Regions from separate parts of the Homo sapiens genome. Here region 2 is linked to region 1. Evidence: read pairs that join two places in POLR2A ChIA-PET (ENCODE). Cell type or tissue: B cell. All regions are shown on one strand. Links, peaks and the distances in the headings refer to the core of each region. The heading gives the core; the rest is flanking DNA.

The links. ChIA-PET counts read pairs that join two places held together with the same protein. Peaks named below come from ENCODE experiments on the same cell type or tissue, not always from the same donor. Only the 100,000 strongest peaks of a DNase experiment are listed, where the experiment ranks them.
Region 2: POLR2A ChIA-PET joins it to region 1 with 6 read pairs; 3 of 35 experiments call an interaction of 5 or more read pairs at or near these places.

The regions. Positions count from the first base shown.
Region 1 is chr9:93,050,829-93,055,209 of GRCh38, forward strand. No RefSeq gene overlaps it. Among named protein-coding and RNA genes, the nearest start is that of SUSD3, 5.7 kb to the right of the region's middle. In B cell, for the core only: no CTCF peak of the experiment used is centred there; no DNase peak of the experiment used is centred there.
Region 2 is chr9:92,757,020-92,761,400 of GRCh38, forward strand. The region is part of intron 1 of BICD2 (BICD cargo adaptor 2); the gene reads right to left. Among named protein-coding and RNA genes, the nearest start is that of BICD2, 5.6 kb to the right of the region's middle. In B cell, for the core only: no CTCF peak of the experiment used is centred there; no DNase peak of the experiment used is centred there; H3K27ac peaks cover 1,232 bases.

The DNA.
Region 1 (4,381 bases), core at 244-4,243:
CGCTTGAACCTGGGAGGCAGAGATTGCAGTGAGCTGAGATCGTGCCTCTGCACTCCAGCCTCGGCAACAGAGTAAGACTCTGTCTCAAAAAAATAGAGAAGAAAAAAGCGCAGGGAGACCCTGGATGGCCCCGTGAGCTTGGACCCACCTGGGTTAAGCCAGGCCTAAGGGAAAAAACAAACTGCACACCATCATCAGATTCATATGCGCTCATGACTGACTACGAAAGATGGTCTTGTCTCTGGTAATGGGCTGCACCCGCCTGCCTCCTAAGACAGCATCCTTACAGCTCAGAAGTACAGACAAATGAAATGGGACATTCCGCTAAACAGTTTAGCAAATACGGGTAGGCACTAAGAACAAGCACCTCACCTGTATCTCCACCCGGTATTACCACCACACACTTAGCACCCTCCAGCCACTCCCTGTGTTTGGATCTGTCTGTATATGTGTGTGTCTGTGTTTTATCAAAAAAAAATGGGGGCTGGGTGCGGTGGCTCACGCCTGTAATCCCAGCACTTTGGGAGGCCGAGGCGGGCGGATCATGAGGTCAGGAGATCGAGACCATCCTGACTAACACGGTGAAACCCTGTATCTACTAAAAATACAAAAAAATAGCCAGGCGTGGTGGTGGGCGCCTGTAGTCCCAGCTACTCGGGAGGCTGAGGCAGAAGAATGGTGTGAACCTGGGAGGCGGAGCTTGCAGTGAGCCGAGATCGTGCCACTGCACTCCAGCCTGGGCAACAGAGCGAGACTCCATCTCAAAAAAAAAAAAAAAAGGGAAAAAAATAAAAGTCATGGGATCATGCTTACATTTTGGGTCTCAGCTTGATCTTGGTGTTCTAATGTGGAGCAGGCTTCTGGAGCTCAGGTGCACAGCAGATACTCAAGAAGTGGTTGAGAACAACCTGGTCTGGTGCTCGTATCCAAAGCACAGTGGCACTTCAATTTGTTGACACTCCCATTGAAAGTGAGGTCTTTGACTCTGAGCTCTATTTTTGGTGAAAATAATATAACAGCAGTGTCGTTTCTGGGCTGAGGCCTTGAGAAACTGGCAGCTTCCACTTCCTGTCCTCTGGAATGCTTGCTCCTGGAAAGCCAGCCAGTAGGCTGTGAGAAAGCTCAAGCCGCCCTAGGGAGAGTAGTCAACAGCCTGCACCAGAGTGTCGGCCTGTGATGAGCCGGCCTGGGAATGGATCTGTGCTCCAGCTGAACCTCCCCGTGGAGCAGAGACCAGATGCTGGGTCCTGCCTAAATTGTAGGTTTGTGAGCAAAGGAAAGGATTATTGCCATTCTAAGAAGTATCTGTGGTTATCCAGTGACAGGTACAGAGGTACTGGAACCCTTGCCCAGCCAAGTGCCTCTACCTGGCCACAGTGATGAGGGTGATCCATCCTGGGATGAGATGTTAGGATCCTGGGAGAGAGCCTTGCTCTGCCTCTAGGACTGTGAGCTGCGAGGTCTTTGCTCAGAACCCCAAAGCTGCAGCATCCATGGTGGGGTGGAATAAGGCCGATAGACAGAGAAATGCATGCTGAGCGATGGAGAGACAGATGGAGCCCTGCAGACACATTTCCCCATCACCCACAACCTGCCTCCTTATTCATCCATGGGTTTAACTTGGGTTTTTGTCCTTTGCAACTAAGGCAGCCACTTAGCAAATATGTGACTCACAAGCTTAAGCCTCAGTTTCCCATCTGTAAAATGGGGATGGTGAAGCCCTCATCAACGTAACTGGGTGATTATTAGAAAACTGGAGCTGCCAGCGCAGGCAGAGGGAGAGGCAAGTGTAGACAGGGAGCCGCCAGCAGCCCTTCCTGCTCTCCACTTTCCTCCAAAGATGCAGCAAAGCTCCATCTATCACAGGCTCCACCCTTGGCCCTGGGACAGGAGTCCTAGCATGCCCATTTTGTGTGGGGGAGTGGGAGGAAACTGAGGCAAGGAGAGCCCAAGTCACATGCCCAGGTCCCACAGGCTGACCCCAGACAGGCTCCAAAGCCTGGTTTGTAGGGAGACTCTCCCCTCGCCGCAGGCCTCAGTCTCCCCATCTGTAAAACAGGAGACTTCCAAGGAGCTTCCTAAGGCTGAGTCTCTCTGATGTCTCTGTATGGATGAGTCTCAGCCAGCCTTACAGGCCACTGAGAGGCCACCCGAGGGCCATATCCAGATGTAACCCCCATACCCCCTGGCGGGGGGGCGGGCAGGAATGCCTTCTCCAAAGGTATAAGCCAGGGAACCTCAGCAGCCTGAGCAGAGACTCTGAGATTCAGCGGCATGGCTGCCAGACACACTGCACCTGCCCCAGGCTGTCAGGACCCTCTGATTCAGCCCTTTTTGAGAGGAGGTGGGGAAACTGGAGCCCAGGGGGTGTGGGCTTACCTGAGGCCACCAGAGGGCTGGTGAAGAGGCAGGATGAAAACACGCTGAGCCTGGGGGCTGGTGAGGGCAGAGCAGCCACTGCTCTTTCGGGGGCAGGGTGGGAGCTGGCAGGAAGCCTGTGGGGAGGGAGGAGGCGAGGCTCTCACCCTTCTCCAGTGACCAGGCACTTGGCGGCCCACGCTGCTCGCTACGCAGGTGCCGGGCATCAAAGAAGCTTAACTGGCTCTTCAGCATTAAGCCTCGGGCTGCCCTTGACCCACCTGTGCACCCCCTGACCTGCCAGCTTAACTGGGAACAGCTCCAGGCCAATGAAAGCACAACCCCCCACCTGAAATCCTATGCTTGGTTGTAACTCCTTAGAGCATGGTAATGCCGTGTAATCCTAGCAGCCGAGGACCCAGGTCAGTCCACATCTTTCCCGACAAGTGAACATCAGAATGGCCGTGGGAAATTTTGCAATAGTTTACATTTACAAAGCATTTAAAATCCTTGTTTCTTATCAGAGAATAGATACATGCTCATTGTGGAAAATTCAGAAAGTACAAAAAGAGTTGAGGGGTGGGAAAAAAGATGACCTGCTATCTGCCAGCCCAGTGGTGGCCAGGTAAAGGCCTTGGTGTGCAGGATGAGCATGGGGGGAGCAGCCCCTGGCCAGAGTTTGTCCCTCCTAGGCCCAGCTGTATCCCAGCTTCTAAACTGGCCTGGCATGCAGTAGGTGTTTGGTAGTAGCTGTTCCATGAATCTGTCATTCCTTCTGCCCTCTGGGCGCCTTGCTTTGTGTCTCTGCATCACCATTTCTGAACCTGAGGGCGGCAGCTCGATGTCATGTCACCCAGGCTGACTGATCTGCTTGTGCAGGCTGCAGCCAGGTAGGACAGTCTGGTGGTCACAGCTCAGGCCCCAGCAGGGGAGTACCCCCGGGGAGGGGCCTTTGTCGCTCTGCACAGTGGGGACAGGGCTCTTGCCTTGCTTTAGGAGGATAAGTGGTGGGTGTTGAGGGCTCCAGATGGCCCAGCAGAAAACATTTTTGGGAAAATTGTTTTCTCTGCAAACATCTGGCCTGCTAGAGCTTCAAGGTCAGGTTACTTTTTTTTTTTCTTTTTTTGCTTTTAGTTTTTAAAAGGTAATACAGTTTTTAAAAAGAGAGGACACCCATGAGGCCACCAATGCTTCCCTGACTCTTACCTTTTGCAAAAGAACTTTCTGGACGTGGTCTATTGTGAGAGGTTTTCAGAACAAAAATCTCATTTTTCTATTGAGTAAAAACTAAAATCAAGAATAAAGCAAAACAGGCTGGGCGCAGTGGCTCACACTTGTAATCCCAGCACTTTGAGAGGCCAGGGAGGGTGCATCACCTGAGGTCAGGAGCTCAAGACCACTCTGACCAACATGGTGAAACCCTGTTTCTACTAAAAATACAAAAATTAACTGGGCGTGGTGGTGCATGCCTGTAATCCCAGCTACTTGGAAGTCTGAGGCAGGAGAATTGCATGTACCCAGGAGGTGGAGGTTGCAGTGAGCTGAACTCATGCCACTGCAATCCAGCCTGGGTGACAGAGCAAGACTTTGTCAAAAAAAAAAAAAAAAGGCAAAACAAACTGTTTTAGATTTCCACAATTATTATCTAATTTTAGAAAAACTCACCAAGCCAAGAACTCTGCCACCACCAGACTTCTGCATGGGTCCCCTCCCAGGCCACCATGGCCCATGGGTGCTGAGTCAGGCAAATCAAGGGTTGAGGAAGGCTTCCTGGGGGTGGCAACACCTCAGCTAAGGTCTGAGGAAAGAGGAAACTCCCAAGCCAGACCCTCACCTTCCTCTGGAAACCTCTGGCAGCGCACAAGACCCCCATGTTACAGAGTGGAACACTGAGCCCCAGGGCTGGCAGGCCTCCCCTGCCTCCCAGGTTCCATCCAACAAGTGTCCACTGACAGTGCACTGTGTGCTCCCAGTTGCAAATGGAGCTGGGAAGAGGCTGTGGCTTTGGTCAGTTCCTCAGGCT
Region 2 (4,381 bases), core at 291-4,290, 290 kb before region 1:
GCCACACATGGCGCTGTCTTTAAAATGACAAGGTCTGTAATCCTAGCACCTTGCTGGGCCGAGGCAGACTGATTGCCTGAACTCAGGAATTCAAGACCAGCCCGGGCAACATGGTGAAACCCCGCCTCTACTAAAATACAAAAAATTAGCCAGGTGTGGCAGTGTGCACCTATGGTCCCAGCTACTTTGGAGGCTGAGGTAGGAGAGTTGCTTGAACACAGGAGGCAGAGATTGCAGTGAGCCAAGATCACGCCACTGCACTCCAGCCTGGGCGACAGAACGAGACTGTCTCCAAAAAAAAAAAAAAAAAAAAAAAAAAATTGAGAAGGCCTTCAACCAAATGCAACCTGCAGATCCTGCTTGGCTTCTGAAGAAACAAAGTAACTGTAAAATGAAATTTATGAGCCAAACTGGGGAAATCCAAACACTGACTGGACAACAGATGACACTAAAGAATTTTTGTTAGTTTCTTAGGTGTGAAAGTTCAACAATGGTTAAGTTTTGTAAGAAAAGATTCTATTTTCTATTAGCTGGGCATGGTGGCAGGCGCCTATAGTCCCAGCTACTGCGGGGGGGCGGGGGGGAGCTGAGGCAGGAGAATGGTGTGAACCCAGGAGGCGGAGCTTGCAGTAAGCCGAGATCGCGCCATTGTACTCCAGCCTGGGTGACAGAGTGAGACTCCATCTCAAAAAAAAAAAGAAAAGATTCTATTTTCTTAGCAAAACAACTGATATACTTACAGACACAGCTACACAGGATGAACTGCGGTAGAAACAAGACCGGCCACAGCTGCAAACTGCAGGTGCAGGGCAGGAGCATACATGGACTCACTCTATTACTCTCTCCACCTTTGATTATGTGGAAACATCCAACAAAGAAGGTGGCTTTAAAAAATGAGTAAAGGCTGGGCGCGGTGGCTCACGCCTGTAATCCCAGCACTTTGGGAGGCTGAGGCGAGTGGATCATCTGAGGTCAACAGTTTGAGACCAGTCTGACCAACATGGTGAAACCTCATCTCTACTAAAAATACAAAAATTAGCCGGGCGTGGTGGTGGGCTCCTGTAATCCCAGCTACTCGGGAGGCTGAGGCAGGAGAATTGCTTGAACCTGGAAGGCAGAGTTTGCAGTGAGTCGAGATCGTGCCACTGCACTCCACGCTGGGCAACAGAGCTAGACTCTGTCTCAAATAATAATAATAATAATAATAATAATATGAATAAATAAATAAATAAGTAAATAATGAGTAAAGCAGCCAGGCGCAGTGGCTCACGCCTGTAATCCCAGCACTTTGGGAGGCTGAGGCAGGCAGATCACCCGAGGTCAGGAGTTCGAGACCAGCCTGGCTAACATGGAGAAACCTCGTCTCTACTAAAAATACAAAAATTAGCCAGGTGTGGTGGCGCGCACCTGTAATCCCAGCTACTCAGGAGGCTGAGGCATGAGAATCACTTGAACTCGGGAAGCAGAGGTTACAGTGAGCCAAGATCGAGCTACTGTACTCCAGCCTGGGCAACATAACAAGACTCCGTCTCAAAAAAAAAAAAAAAAAGGCTGGGCGTGGTGGCTCATGCCTGTAATCCCAGCACTTTGGGAGGCCAAGGCAGGCGGATCACCTGAGGTCAGGAGTTCGAGACCAGCCTGACCAACATGGAGAAACCCCATCTCTACTAAAAATACAAAAAAAATTAGCCGGGCATGGTGGCACATGCCTATAATCCCAGCTACTAGGGAGGCTGAGGCAGGAGAATCGCTGGAACCTGGGAGGCGGAGGTTGTGGTGAGCCAAGATCGCGCCATTGCACTCCAGCCTGGGCAACAAAAGCGAAACTCCGTCTCAAAAAAAAAAAAGCAAACTATAGATCAGGCGTGGTAGCTCACATCTCTAATCCCAACACTTTGCAGGCCAAGGCGGGAGGATCGCTCAAGCCCAGGAGTTCAAGAGCAGCCTGGGCAACACAGTGAGACCCTGACTCTACCAAAATAAATAAATAATAATAATAATAAATTAAAAAGTAAAAAGCCAACTATAAAAAGCAAACCATGACAATTATTTCATATAGTAACACAACAGTATAAGTTAGAAGTACCACAGAACCTCTGGATCCACAGAAACCTTCCTGTCTTTATCTACTTGAATTAAACCTGCTTTTATGTATCTCAGAGTAGCAACAAACTAACTTTAACAAAAAACAACTATTACAGATGCACAAAGCCTTTCCCCTGTGTTTGATGGTGTCTTGTACACATCACACACTCACAAGGGAAGAAGAGCTGGCAGAGAGAAACACCCAGTGCTCCCCACATTTGTCCTGCGCCATCTACACAGGTCCTATTGACACTGTTCTCTCCACTTTCTGCTGTTCTTAAAGTGAATGTATGATTTTTTAAAACACAGTAGCTTCTAAAAAAGAAGCTGGGCCCCCAGTGACCTCCTCCTAACCCTAACCCTGGCCTGCAATGCTCTGAGGGTGGCAAGGGGAGCCTGCCTGCCACTCAGTCCCCATCTCTCCATCCACCTCCCACAGCAGAGCAGAGCCCAGCTTGGGACAGCAGGGTTTGAGCCCAAGGAGGCAGCTAGGCAGCCACATTGGGCCCTCTCCTGCTCCAGAGTTCGGCTTCAGAGGCCACACTCTGAACACTGGACAACACAGGGTCTAAGGCCAATGCTTTACCTGTCAAAGCCTGCATAGTCCTGGCCAGCCCTGGCCACCAGCCACCACCACCTCAAACAGCTGGTGTACTGTCTGAGAAGAAACCAAATCTTTCTTACCCCCGATGTGTGTAACAGTTTCATCTGGTCCACCTATGTGGGGAAGCAGGTCTGACTGACTGGGGGATGCCCAAAACTGACAAAGAAGAAACTGATCTCCTCCCTCAAAGGAAGGGACTGTGGTCCCTAAGTGACAGGGGAGACCTAGCAGGAATCCTATATGGACCTGGGCCGGATGCTCAGACACAAGGGCACAGGGACACCACTCCCTGACCTTGGGGGCTCACAGAGCACTGGGCCAAGGTAACAGGCATCATCATTAACCTATCACGGCCCAGACAGGCAGCGGCTCATCCAGGGCCGCAAGCTCCTGGGAGACCAGGCAGGGCCCAGACTCCCCCTGTGGAGTCAGTATGGAGTTCACAGGGACAGACATCATATACAGTCGGTCCTGCTCAGGTGGTGCCAGGCACCCCCAGGGGCCCAGGGGCTCCCAGCACTGGGCCTGGCCTTCCTCTGGATCCACCTGCTAAGCCACAAAGCATGCTCGCTTGGCATCCCCAAAGACGAGCTGCTCCATCACAGCTGTGCCTGCCTTGAATCCCATGGAGGGTGGCCAGGTCCACGCCTCCACATGCTGGCAGGGCTGGCCTGGAGCACACCATCCGCATGCCTAGGGCTGGGCAGATTCCCTGGCCAGGTCCCAGGATGATTGAGATACACAAGTGCCCAGTCGCCAGGCCCTACAGGAAGAAACAGCACCAGGGCTCGATGTGGGAGTTTCAGACATTTTTAAAAGTGTAAGGGTCCCTAAAGATTCCTTCATGACCCCCTGCCCCATATTCTAAAAGTGGGGAAAGAGAGGCCCAGCGGGGAGAGAATTGCCCAACAATTAGTGACAACAGTGTAGCCACATGGTCATCATCTTTGGATGCCTATAGCTGCCTCTCCCCAACTGTCAGACCCATCTGTGCTTCAGGTATTCACAGGGCCCCAGCTCCCACCCAAGCCAGGCTTCCTCATACCAACAGCAGACCACTGCCACCACCCAGCCCCCTGAAAGGCCCTTGGGTCTCCCAGAGCCTCCTTGCTCCCAACAGCCTTCTGTTCAGAAATGGACACAACAATGTTCTCAGGGGTTATCAGACGAATGGGAGAATCCCACACTTGCTTTAACCAAGACCAGGACTTTTCCTGCTCTGGAAGCAAACAATCAAAGAGGCTGGGCCTCACCCCCAGTAACTCTGCAGAGGAACCTCCTGGAGGGTCCTCTGCCAATCACCCTATTGCCCCCACTTCCTGCAGCTGCCCAGGTGCTGGGAACAGGGCTCAGCAAGTCCAGAAGGCAGCAGGCAGGGGAATTTTAGAGACACCCAAGCTTGAAGGGCAGGTGGGACTTCTAAGACAAAGGGTGAATGTGGGCACAGGAGAGGTAGGGCAGTCCCAAGCCAGGCTGTAGGGGCCTGAGACAATGCTTAGGGCAGCCCTTGGGAGGTGGCAATGGAAGCCACTTGAGACTGAGCAGGGACAAGGATAAGAACGGGGAGAAGCTGCAGGTGCAGCAGCAAGGAGACAGAGACCTGAGTGAGGCATGAGATTCAGTCCGCAGAAGACCTACGAAGCACTTGCTGCGTGTTGGGTGCTGTGCCCAGTCCAACACCCAATTCCACCC